Linked DNA regions of Homo sapiens: region 2 is linked to region 1. The links are chromatin contacts, found by Hi-C in ENCODE. All regions are on one chromosome and are shown on one strand. Each heading gives the region's core, a stretch centred on a gene start or an enhancer-like site at or near the end of the contact. The rest is flanking DNA. Distances are from core to core; before and after follow the strand shown.

The links. A loop is a pair of places that touch in the nucleus more often than their neighbours do. Pooled maps may share reads with other maps.
Region 2: a map of naive thymus-derived CD4-positive, alpha-beta T cell shows a loop between it and region 1 (20-fold over the local background). The contact joins the promoter of NKX6-2 here to the promoter of EBF3 in region 1. A Hi-C loop is called at or near these places in 1 of 168 maps with a recorded cell type or tissue (naive thymus-derived CD4-positive, alpha-beta T cell), 4 of 37 single-sample maps with no recorded cell type and 7 of 50 pooled maps.

What each region holds. Positions count from the first base shown.
Region 1 is chr10:129,961,005-129,967,213 of GRCh38, reverse strand. EBF3 (EBF transcription factor 3) reads left to right here and starts at 2,940. Exons shown (of 17, transcript NM_001375380.1): 1 at 2,940-3,579; 2 at 3,691-3,847; 3 at 4,209-4,272; 4 at 4,988-5,043. The coding sequence starts at 3,446. RefSeq lists enhancers at 186-806, 1,842-2,813.
Region 2 is chr10:132,782,599-132,788,807 of GRCh38, reverse strand. It overlaps NKX6-2 (NK6 homeobox 2), which reads left to right and starts at 2,661. Exons shown (of 3, transcript NM_177400.3): 1 at 2,661-3,265; 2 at 3,356-3,528; 3 at 3,638-5,627. The coding sequence starts at 2,860. The coding sequence ends at 3,892. It overlaps INPP5A (inositol polyphosphate-5-phosphatase A), which reads right to left. Exons shown (of 16, transcript NM_005539.5): 16 at 5,328-6,209. RefSeq lists an enhancer at 1-109.

The sequences.
Region 1 (6,209 bases), core at 1,691-4,190:
CCCGCGGGGTCCCCGGCAAAGGTCAGGCTCCGCCCAGTCCGGCCCCCGGACGCCGGTCTGGCCCCTGGGAGCGCTCTGTGCACCGAGGTTAGACCTGCGGCCGCCGTGGGCCTGCAAAACTTCCAAAGTAGCAGCCTGTTTCTCCTCGTCTCCCTTCTCCTGGGTACCCAGCGCCCCGCCTTCCCCAGAAAGGGCGAGGGGTGGGGGCAGGGCTCCCTCGGGAGGTGGCCAAGCGCCGGGACGCGCTCCCAGCGTTACTCAGGACACTTGGGATTTGGCCTGCAGCCCCCTTCCCCATCCCTGGCCTGGCTGCGGTGTCCCTTGCTCCCCTCTGCTGCTGCTCCTGCCCCATCAAGTCGAAAATCTGAGGGTGGGATGGGGTGGGGGACCAGGGGGTACCCTCCCAGGCCGCTCCGCAGCAGGCCGAGGTGGAGACCCTGCCCGGTAGGCGAGTCCTTGTGCCCACAGCTCGGAGCCAGCAGCGGAGTGACAAAAAAGATAAAGTTGGTGAATGATAAAGACCGTATTTTCCACGCTTTGGGTGCGGGACCAGATGATCTAGAAAATGAGCTGAAATGGATTCAGCCTCCGAGCCTGTTGTGAGAGCAGCTGATTCCCCCATTTCGGGCCAGATGGCTGCTGAACACAGATTTGCATTCATTTTCGCTTAATATCGTCCAAAATAGTGGGGCAGCTGCATTTGTTGTCAAAAAGGTTTAAAACCCCTTTTCTTTCTGGGGCAGGATCGTTACCTTATGTGATGGGCTTATAGAACTTTTTTTTCCTCTTTAGTCAACAGTATCAGATTTAGAAGGATTTGTTTTTAAACCTTCTAATTTGGTAATCAGATTTAAATCGCCTTGGCGCGTGTAATCTGAATTAAAGATACTGTAAATGATTTTAAGCATGATACTTTCGTTAGCGCAAGGAAGGGGCACCTCTAGCACAGGCTGGACATTTTAGGAAGTGTGCTATAAAGGAAGCATTGTTTCCTATTTCCAACTTCATCTTTCCCGAAAAGGCACTTTGCATATTCTGACAATAACGCTTGCCTGGCCGCTTGCCCTGCGTGAGCCCCCGAAGCAGCTAAACACGCAGAGACAAAGCGTTTCTCAACCCCACCCTCCCTCGATGGCCAACTTTATTTTGCGTTGTTTCTCCACGAAGAAAGTGTTCCCTCCTACACCAGTGTCTGCCGAGAGTGGAAAGCGCTGGGCTTATTAGGAATACAGAAATTTTCTTTTAATTTATCATGAACAGTTTCCATACACTTTGATTTAAGGTTATTAACATTCTATAGACAGTGGCATCTTTAATATGTGGCTATCGCTTCTAAAGACTAATCTCATTACCCTCAAATAGTCATAAAATATGATTTTATTATACTTACGTATTTAATTAGACGGCCGGCACCGTAATGGATTTTGAGATGGGACTGGCGCAACAGCTTTGATAATTCACTTATCTTTGGCAATAGTCATTAACCCCCAACACCAGCAAAATAGATCTCTTTCCAACACATCTTTTTTCTCACTCCTTCCAAGAGGCGTGGGGGTCCCCAGACAACGTGAATCGGACTTCGACTTTCCCGATTAATTAAAATATTAACGTACACACGCTGCCAATTCACGGGAAAAGGGAGTGCTGCCCCAGACCCGGCGGGAGGAGGCTGCCCTGCAACACACTTGCGCCCTGCAATCTTTTTTTTTTTTTTCTTTTAATCAAAAGGGCCTGATTTCTCTTGGCAGGGAAGTGCCTAGGACAGTTCCTGGTCGTCCCCTGGGTCTCTGCTCCGTGTCGCGCAGACGTCCTTTGGGCGGGCCGCGCTCCTGGGCGCGGAGTCCCGGCTACAGGAGCTGGGCCGCGGGGCCCACAGTCTGCCCGCGCCCGGCTGCCCTCCCGATTCCTAGAAACCAGGTCGGGAAGCCGCGCGCCGCGCGCTCACCCGGGTCCGGCGGCTCCGAGGGCCGGGCCACAGCGCCCGCGGCGTCCGCTTGGTTTTTGGAGCAGTTGGCTCCAGGGCGGTCTGGCCACCGCGCAGGTCGCGCAGCCAGACACCCGGCTCCGGGTCGCCGGAGAGGCCGGGCGCGCTTCCCGTCGGCCCGGAGAGACCGGAGCCTTCTTTGTCACTCGCTGTGCGTAAGAACAGGCCAGGGGCCGGGGTCTGCCGCGGCCACCGGGGGAGAGGGAGCATCTGGCAGACCCTGCCTCCGACGTGATTCCCTGCCCGGCACTCGGCGGCCTCCGCCGGGGTAGGAAGCTTGGGGTACCTGGCGGGGCTCAGACCGGGACCGGCCGGCCCTGCAGCAGCCTTAGGTCTGCTTAGAAATCAGGCTGAGCTGCGCGTCCAGCCTTGGCCGGGGAGCCCTGGGCACCCCTCCTCCCAGTCCGTTGCCCGCTCCTCCCTCCGGCGCCCTCCCTGCGGTCGACCTGCCTCTTCCCACTTCTCCTTCGGGCGGCCCCAGGACAAGCTGCAGCCCCTTGCATTTATTGCATGCATCTGGGCAACTTGGGGCGCCTCAGCATTTTACAGCCCCCCGCCCCGCCCATCGTGTTCGACTGTGTGGCAGGTTTTGCAGGGAGGTATTAAGGGGCCAAACTGCAATTGTGCAGTGGCTGCGTTTGTTTCTTTTCAAGATTTATTTGGGCGAGTAGTAACTTCCTTGGCCGCGGCTGGACGCGAGGAGCCGCGGTGCGTGGCGGGGGGCGGCGGCGGCGCTCGGTGGCGCTCGGCGGCGGCGGGGCTCGCGGGGCTCGCGGGGCTCGGGCCGGCTCGCGGCGCCGTCAGGCAGTCAGTCGGCGAGCGCGGCGGCGGCGGCGGCGAGGGGCGCGGCGAGGGGCGGCCGCTCCCATATATGGCGCAGGCACCGCCCCCCGACGTCACCCTCTGACAGCGCCGCTCCCGGGGGCTTCGAGTTTTGGCTCCCGGGAAAGGGTCCATTCCTCGGGGAGAGAGGGCTGAGTTTTGTGCGCCTCCGTCCGCTGCGCGCGCCGCTCCAGGCCCCGCCGCGCCCCGCCTGCGCCCGGGACTGCGCCGCAGCACTCACTGCCCCGTTTATTTGTCTTTGGAGCAGGCGGGCCGCGCCAGAAGCGGGCGATCCCGCAGTGTCCTGCAGCCGCGGACGCCGCCTGGCTAGGATGACACCACGTTGAGCGCGCCTGCAAACAACAACAACAACAAGCGCCGCCGCGGCCACCGCGTCCTGCTCCTTCGAAGCGCCGCCGCCGCCGGTGGAGCCGCCTCCGCGCCCCTGGCCGTCCGGAGCGCCCGGCCGCTGGTGTATGTCGCGCCTGCCCGGGACGGGCTGAAGCCGGCGGCGGGGCCGGACCGCAGGCGCCGAGCAGGGCGAGGGCGGCCAGGGCAGCCGCCTGCCGCCAAGCCCCGAGCGCCGCTGCTCGAGGAAACGCTTTCGGCCGGGAGCTGCGGCCGCCGCCAGCAGTTTTCATGTTTGGGATTCAGGAGAATATTCCGCGCGGGGGGACGACCATGAAGGAGGAGCCGCTGGGCAGCGGCATGAACCCGGTGCGCTCGTGGATGCACACGGCGGGCGTGGTGGACGCCAACACGGCCGCCCAGAGGTACGTACCGGCCGCCCCCGCGCGCCCTGGCCCCGGCCCCGGCCCGGCCCGGCCCCCTCCGCCGGCCGGCGCCGCGCTCCTCACCGGGCCGCTGTCTCTTTCCTCCCGCAGCGGCGTGGGGCTGGCGCGGGCGCACTTCGAGAAGCAGCCGCCTTCCAACCTCCGGAAATCCAATTTCTTCCACTTCGTGCTGGCGCTCTACGATAGGCAGGGGCAGCCGGTGGAGATTGAAAGGACCGCTTTTGTGGACTTTGTGGAGAAAGAGAAAGTAAGTGCAAACACACGATCACACCCTCTCTCTTTCTAGAAGCGGGAGGCAGGCGGTGCCGGTGCGCGGGGGTTCGAGTGCCCCCCTAGGCGGCGGGCTCGGCTCCGCCAGGCCACCCCGCCGCCGCCACGTGCGGCCGCCCGGGACCGCCGAGGGCTGGGCAACTTCTCTGCGCCCTCGGACTTACTCGGGGCGAGGAGAACGCTGGGCTTCCAGCAGGAAAGTGACATCACCGCGCTGCTTCGAGCTAGGAATCCTGCCATGTGTGAGGCCGAGAGCCTCGGTCGCGGAGGGGGACCGAGCGTGGTGGCCGCGCCTGACACCGATCGCACTAAATGCAATTATTTATCGTTACTTTCAGGAGCCAAACAACGAGAAAACCAACAACGGCATCCACTATAAACTCCAGTTATTGTACAGCAACGGTAAGTGCCTGCTGCGTGCTCGCCGCCCCTGCAGCGGCTGGCTCTCCTTTTCTGCGCTGGTGAAAGGACATAAAGATTTGAGATTAAAATGACATGGATGTAAACACGAAATCTTCTCATGGCATAGAAGGAAAACAAAACATAAACGATCAATAAGTCGATGGCACTTCACATGATTAACCGGTGGGGCTTGAAGTAGAAAGTAAGAAAAAGATCGATACGGGCTCCAGCAGAACATCACTTTTAAGTGACTTTTTTCAATTTTGCAAATTAATGTTAATTATTAGGATGGGGGTAACTCCATAAACGGAGCATAACTTACTTCCTGTGAACGAGTTTTTTTTTTTTAAATCCTCGAGAGACATTAGAAAGAGTTCAGCCTCTCACTCAGTTTCCATTTGGTGCTTTTTCTTTTCTAAAAATAAACGACCACATGGGCCCACCGCACACAGCTACCAGGCCTGCTCTCCACCAGGCAAGTTCCTTGCACCTTGAAATGCAAGCCCTAAGAGCCTTAAGGTTCTTAGTTAAGAAAAGAAAAAAAAAATTAAGCGAGAAGTGGTGGGGTTCTCTTTCTCCCTTTCAAAGGGATTGCCTAAGTTCTGCTGCATCACCGTGGCAGCAGTCCTGAGTTACAGACTTCCTGTGCTCCGTGTGCCCTCCCCGAGGTGCAGCACTCAAATCCTGATGAGAATTTGTCTCTGTTTTTTTGCAGGAGTCAGAACAGAGCAAGATCTGTATGTTCGCCTCATAGATTCAATGACCAAACAGGTGAGAAAGTTTATGCCTCTGCACGAGTTTTCACTGCTGGGCCTGGGTTGTCCTGGGCTTCAGAGGCAAGGGCACTGACAAATGGATCTCGTGTATTTGTTTTCCATTGAGTTTCCTTGACATGCTAATGAGAATTCCATATTTATTGGAATGAATGAAGCGATTGGTAAAATAGTTTATGTTGTCATTAGAACAGGACATATATGCTTTATTAAATGTCTTGTGATTGGAATCATATTCTGTCTTAATTAATTATGGTAATTAATATTTGACAAAAATTTCAAGATGTCCCCCCTCTTGTTTATTTTTAAATGCTTCTCTCTCTGCTAGGAATCAGTTCATTTGGATTTTTTTTCCTATAACAAAGGCAGCTAACTCCTAAGCCCATCGAGTTGGACTTGATTAGTTCATTTTTTTTCTCCTTTCCAGTGTGATGGTCTAGTAACACGAGACGTTTATTTGGATTTAAAAGTTAAATGTGTTGGGGTGAAAAGTCACCTTGTTCTCCTCTAGTCCATCTTCACCTCGCAGCCCCCCAGCTCCATAATTCAAACTCCAAGCTCCAGGGGTCACTCCAACCCGTCCACTGCTCTGCCCCCTCTCCCACCCTCTGTCATACCTTGTAAATAACATAATTACAAGCAGTTCCTTATTAAATTATTTAACCTGTCTTGGTCAACTTTTCCGATGATAACTATTGGCTATCAGTAATGTGATTAAGTGGAGAAAAGTGCGTCACTGCTTTTTGACATTGTGCAGTCTCTGGCTGCTGGTTTTGTGCTGGGTGGTGTGTTGTTGTTGATTTGGTTGTTTTAAAGATTTCCCCCCGCCCCCATTTTCTTAAAATAGAGTGTTGTGGTGGGGAGGGGGGCAGGTCCAGTTTGTAGATTAAATCCACTCGGCACAGATTGTTTTAAAATATACTTCCAAGCTGGACTTCACACTTAGAAATGAAAGTGGCTTCTTCGGTTTTGATGCTAACTTTAAGAATTGTGAGCCAAGTAAAGGAGAGCTCGTTGGGGCTTCCTGCAGCCCAGCACATATGCCTCCCACTCTCTGCATGCAATTAGTTTGCACATTTTATTTCCCCTTTAAAAAGTTTGTCCTTACCTAGGTAGCAAGGGTGTTAGATTTTAATGCCTGCAGTGGTAAACCAGTGTGCTTTT
Region 2 (6,209 bases), core at 1,412-3,911, 2.8 Mb before region 1:
GAGCGCGTTTGCTGCTCTGACCCGCCCGCGCCCGGGCCGGAGCCCGCTGCGTTCACGGTGCACCCCCCGGACAGCCCGGGCGCGGTAGGAGCCCCACAAATACAGGCTGAACGAGTAAAACAAACTTGAATGGCCTCTGCCAAACCCCGCGCTCTCGGTTTTCCAGCGCGGAGCGTCGGCGCCGATGCCGGCAGCCTTCCTCGCGGGACATCTGCTCGCGGGCCAGGAGGTGGCATCGCGGACCTCTCCAGGCAGCGGGGCCGCCGGGCGGCGGAGCCCAGGCAAAGACATCGCGGTCGGAGGCGCTCGGACCTTCCCGGGAGGAGGGGGAGTTGCCTCGGTGGTTTCCGAGAGGGCGGCACCGGGGGACGCAGGAGAAAAGGTGCGGGCGGGGGCCGGAGAGGGGACGGGGCCCGGAGTGGGCGCCGGGAAGCGTAGGAGGTGAAGCCACCGGACCCACGCGCAGCTCCGCGAGGAGGAGGGCGGGAAAGCGCGTGGGGCGCAGGCCGGGGAGCCGGGTAGGACGCGGCACCTGCGGAGCGCGCCAAGACTTCCACGGCTTACAAGAACGTGGGAGAGGGACCCCCCCTTACCCGGCTCCTCTGCGCCCCCAACTCACCCTGGCCCCTCATCCCGCGCCCCTGAGCCCTGGAGAGCCGCGCGCTCCGCAGCCAGTGACACGCCAGCCCCACCCGCGACCCCACGCGTTCCCTCGGCAGCCCAGGGAGGACCGGGGGGCGCAGACAGACCCAGGGTTTATCGGGCCGCAGCGCAGCGCCTCCAGGTCCATGTTTCCTCAGCCATAAAACAGCGCTAGCGACGCCCCCTGCCCCGCCCCTCCAGGCTGTGAGAAGAGCCAGAGCCTGTCCCGAGCGCGGCTTCCTCCCGCCGTTCCGCCCGCGCGCGCCTCCTGGGCCTCAGTTCGGGCGACCCGCACCCCTCCCGGCCCGCCCAGGGTCTGCCCGGCCGCGCAGAGTGGGGGATCCCAGGGCGACAGCAGCCCCCGCCCCCAACTCCCCCTGCCCGCCCCCCCCGGCCCCGCAGTTCCCGCGTCTCAGCTCAGAGCCCGAGCCTTGGGCGCGGGCGCCGTCGCCTTGGGGTGCTGGGAGGGGCCCGAACCCGACCCGGGAGGGCCCTTCCTCGTGTCTCCTCCGAGGGAGCGGGGCGCAGGACAGGCCGGGGCGGGTCTCGGGGCCGGACGGGCGCTGGGGGTTCCCGGGCCAGGCTCCGCGGGGGCCGATCACCGGTGGGGCGGCCGCGCCCAATCGAATCCCAATCCCAGTCGAATCGAGTGCGGAGTCGACGGGGGAAGCGAACCCCCCGTGAACGCGGGGCTGCACCTCAGTGGAGCCGGAAGCCGCCGGGGCAGCCCCGAGCGCGCACACACCCGGCGGCCGCACCACTGCCCCGGAGTTTGGCCGCAGGTGGCTTTTCCAAGCCGCCATCCAGGAGCGGCCGACGGCGCCAAGTCCCCGCCTCGACCTGCACAAAACGAAAACGGACGCTGGAGGGGGGCGAGGGGGCGGACGTGAGACCCCGGCCCCGAACCCCGGGCGCCGCCTTCCTCCGCGGCACAGGCCCGAGAGAGGCCACGCAGCGGCGTTCCCTGCGCACAGACTCGGGCTCCCCACGAGCCGTGGGCCACAGCCACAGCCGCCCCGTGTCCCTAAATCAATACGAGACGTCACCACAGACGTCGGAGCGTTTGCTCGCGGCCGCCGTGCGCGGGGCTCGGAGTCATCTCACCGCCCGGTCTGCGGGATGGATGAGCGAGCGGCTCCCGGTGCCGTGGGGGCGGGGGGGACACCGGCCCCCCGCGCGCGTCTAAGGCCGCGTTTCTGCCGCTGCGCCCCCAGCCCGCACCCACGTTCGGGCCCTGGACAGGGCTTCCGCGCTGAGGCCGTCCTGGTCTCTGTTCTCCCGGCCGGGGATTCGCGAGAGGCGGCCCGTGGGCGAAGTCGTGGGCCCAGGTCACATCCTGGGGGACCCCCAGCGGGAGACCTGGAGGCCGATGACGGGGAAGTGCCGAGCCGCGCGTGTGGTCCCGGGACCCGCCTCCCCGCCCCGCTCCCGCCTGCCTCACTCCTCCACCGCGCCGGCCGCGTGTCGGCGAAACCAGAGGCAGCTCCGTGCGAGCCTCGCCCGGCCGTGAGGCCCGTGGATTCCGTGGACTCGAGGCCCGCGTCCTCCGCCCTCCTGTGGCCCCGACCTGCCCGGAGCGCGTTCCCCGCCGGCGTCCGCTGCCGCTCACACCCACCCCAGCCACGGGCGGCGGAGCAGTCGCGACTGGGACGCGGGCCGGGACTCTTCCCCGAGTGGGGCGCTCCGAGCGCGCGGGCGGGTCCTCAAATCTGCATTCTTTCCGTTAATAAAATACGTTCTCGTATTTTTTCCTGATTTCGCATGAAAACCTTTGCCTAACTACACTCCCATCCAAGCTGGATTTATTTCGTCCCCGGGGAGATAAATCGGGGCGAATTTACAGCCCGGGAGGCACCTGCCGCGCTAATGGGCCCTTCATGGAGTGCGCGGCCGGCGGGGGCGCGCGGGCGGGGGGGGGGCGCCGGCCAATGGCCGGACCGCGGGGTCCGCAGCCAATCAGCGCGCGCGCCGCGCCCCGGGGAGCCCCCGTTATCAGCGCGTCCGTCCCGCGCGGCGCCGCTCCGACCGGCCCCGGAGCCGCCGCCGCCGCCGCCCGCCCGCCCGCCCCGCGCCGGAGCCGCCCGCCCGCCCCCCGCGCCCCGCGCCCCGCGCTGCAGCCGACGCCCGCCCGGGCCGCGCGCAAACTTCCCGGGCCGGCGGGCAGGGGCGGCGGCGGCGGGGCCCGGATGGGAGCCCGGGCCGGCGGCGGCGGCGCCCATGGACACTAACCGCCCGGGCGCGTTCGTGCTGAGCAGTGCCCCGCTGGCCGCGCTGCACAACATGGCCGAGATGAAGACGTCGCTGTTCCCCTACGCGCTGCAGGGTCCGGCCGGCTTCAAGGCGCCCGCGCTGGGGGGCCTGGGCGCGCAGCTCCCGCTCGGGACCCCGCACGGCATCAGCGACATCCTGGGCCGGCCCGTGGGCGCGGCGGGCGGGGGCCTCCTGGGGGGGCTGCCCCGGCTCAACGGGCTCGCGTCGTCCGCCGGCGTTTACTTCGGGCCCGCGGCCGCTGTGGCGCGCGGCTACCCCAAGCCCCTGGCCGAGCTGCCGGGGCGCCCGCCCATCTTCTGGCCCGGCGTGGTGCAGGGCGCGCCCTGGAGGGACCCGCGTCTGGCTGGCCCGGGTGAGTGGCCCGCGCGGGGGGTGCGGGGCGGGTGGGCGCGGAGGGGGACCCCGCCGGCCGCTGACCTCCCTCCCTTCCCCTCCCTTGCAGCCCCGGCCGGCGGCGTCCTGGACAAGGACGGGAAGAAGAAGCACTCGCGCCCGACCTTCTCGGGCCAGCAGATCTTCGCGCTGGAGAAAACCTTCGAGCAGACCAAGTACCTGGCGGGCCCGGAGCGCGCGCGTCTCGCCTACTCGCTGGGCATGACCGAGAGCCAGGTGAAGGTGAGCGCGGCGGGGCTCGGGAGAGCAGAGCCGGGGGCCCGCGTCCTGCGAACGGCCCCAGCGCCAGCCCCGGGCCCCGCGGCCGCCTGACCGCCCCGTCCACTCCCAGGTCTGGTTCCAGAACCGCCGGACCAAGTGGCGCAAGCGGCACGCGGTGGAGATGGCGTCGGCCAAGAAGAAGCAGGACTCGGACGCCGAGAAGCTGAAGGTGGGCGGCTCGGACGCGGAGGACGACGACGAATACAACCGGCCCCTGGACCCCAACTCGGACGACGAGAAGATCACGCGGCTGCTCAAGAAGCACAAACCCTCGAACTTGGCGCTGGTCAGCCCGTGCGGCGGCGGCGCGGGGGACGCCTTGTGAGGACCCGCGGGGTGGGGGCGAATCTATTTTTGCAGAATCCGGGGGCGGCCCCGGGTGGGCGCGAGTCGCTTTGTATCATCAATAAATTATTTAACGGGTCCCCGTCGGAGCCGTCGCTCCGGAGCCTGCGCCGCGTGTTTCTTCCGTCTCGAACCCGGAGCGAGGCGGCCCCTCCCCGGCCCCGGCTTCGCCCCTGCGCCCGCCTCGGGTCCTCCGGGTTCCCGGTGCGGAGGCTGCGGGCCCCGGGCAGGCGCGAGGAGGCGGCGAAGGCGCAGGGAAGGGGCCCGGCCCGCGGGAAGGAACCGCAGCGACAGCCGCCAGGAGCCCGGGACGGAGCCGGGGACGGAGCAGCAGGTACGGCCCGGCCCGCCTCGCCTCGGGGCGGATTCGGACGCGCTTGGGGGTTCCCGAAAGGGCGGGTGAGCCGCGTACCCGCCTCGAGTCCCCGCGGGAGGTTTTTCTTCTTCCGTTTTCCCGCTTTGGGGCCACGTACTCGTTGCCACCGGGCACCCGTTCCCGCTTGGCCGAGGGCTTCGCTCTGATTATTTCCAAAGTCCCTCTGCGCATCAGCGGATCCCATAGGCCCGCCCTGGGCTCAGCCGGTGGAACCGGGTCTGATCCGCTGCACGGAGGCCCTTCGGTCACCATCCCGCCAGATCTTCCCGCGGTGGAAAGCAGTTTCTTCCGAACTAGGACCGCAAAGAGAAATCCGAAATAATTCCGCCCGCGGAGCGGCGGGGCCTCCCGTGGGTCACGCGGGGTCAGGGAGCCGGAGGCCCCCTGGGCAAGGCCCGCAGCGCCCAGCCGGGGGCTCGGGGGACCCGTCTCCTGCCCTGAAATGCCGCCAGCTCCGCGGGGCTGTGACTGCGGCTGACAAAACCCCTCCAGCCTCCCGCAGCCTCTGTGGCCGGGGCTGCCCATCGCTGCATCTTAATGGGCGTGGCTGTTGAGTTTTAATTTTTAAAAATTAAATGTAAATAATGATATCACTGCGGTGGTACGATTTCTCTTGGCATTTGCGGAAGCGTTAAAGGGAAATAGAAAGGGCTTAAACTCGGCGCGTTTTGTTTTAGGCTCTTAGCAGCCTTCTTTACAAGGAAGCAACTCGAAGGGCAGAAGCAACGCTTTTCTGTGGGGAGCCCCTCTCAGCTCAGAGCAGAGGGGCTTCTTAAAGTTTTGAGGAAGGCAAAGCGTTGATATAATCCCGTTTTAAAATGTTGAGGGATAAATCCTTTATTACAGTAGAAAGTCCAAAAGGCTGTGTTTCTCCTCTCAATGAACGGCTTAGTGTTTTGTGACAGCGTGTGATACAGTGAAATTCCAGGATTTCTAATGAGCTTGATCTCAAATAACAGGCTATACAGGAGGCCGCTCCCCTGAGTTAGCATTTCAAAGGTGGCAGGAGAAGGGAAAGGAAGAAAAAGCAACACGGGACTATTTTCACCACGGTCAATTTTATTGCTTAGGAACCAGACCGGTCACTTCCAAAGGCCCCTCAGAACGACCAACAGCTGAAACCCGCGGGGCGGACTCCGTGTTGAACCGCGGACAGCGGCAACCACAGCAGCGACACGGACCTGTGCTTCCACCAAGAACAGATTCCGCAGCGGACAGCAGTCACTTGCAGTGGTAGTATTTATCCCACACAAACACCCAGCTAATGCCTTCACCCGGTCCAGGAACTCTGTAGTGTTCTAAAGTAAAATCAATAAAACATACATTTGTGTTTCATCAACAGACTCTCTAATCACCTTCTAATGCTGTACTTACTGCTATAGGAGAAAAATATTTGCAACAAGGTTATGACATGGGTTGTCTGTAGCGGAGCAATGAGGAAATGTACAGTTTTGTTTCTCTTTAATATTTTTATATACAGCCCATGTTAAAAGCAGTTTCTATTGGAAGCAAACTAGGCTATTTCTATTTCTCCCATGATATTATTGTTGTAACGTAGGATACTTGGCACCATAAAACAGTAACAAAAGACAGACAAACGGTTTACAAAATTCTTAAAAGGTACACCCAGGCTAGCTATAAACTTCACATTCAGTTCTTAATATTACACAGAAGAACGGCATGGGAGTAACGGCCCGCTGGTGCAGACGTGCTGTGGGGCCGATTTTACCCACGATGGCGAGGCCATGTGTGTTTTTTACGAATTTGTGTGTTGATGGACACACAGCTGAGCTCCTAGACTCCAATGCCGCCTGCTGATGGGACTCTCCTGTGCGTTCATACTGGAAAGTATATTTAGCATAAGTTTTGGTAAGATTTATAAATTATTTTTAAAAAGTATATATTTATATATATTTATATA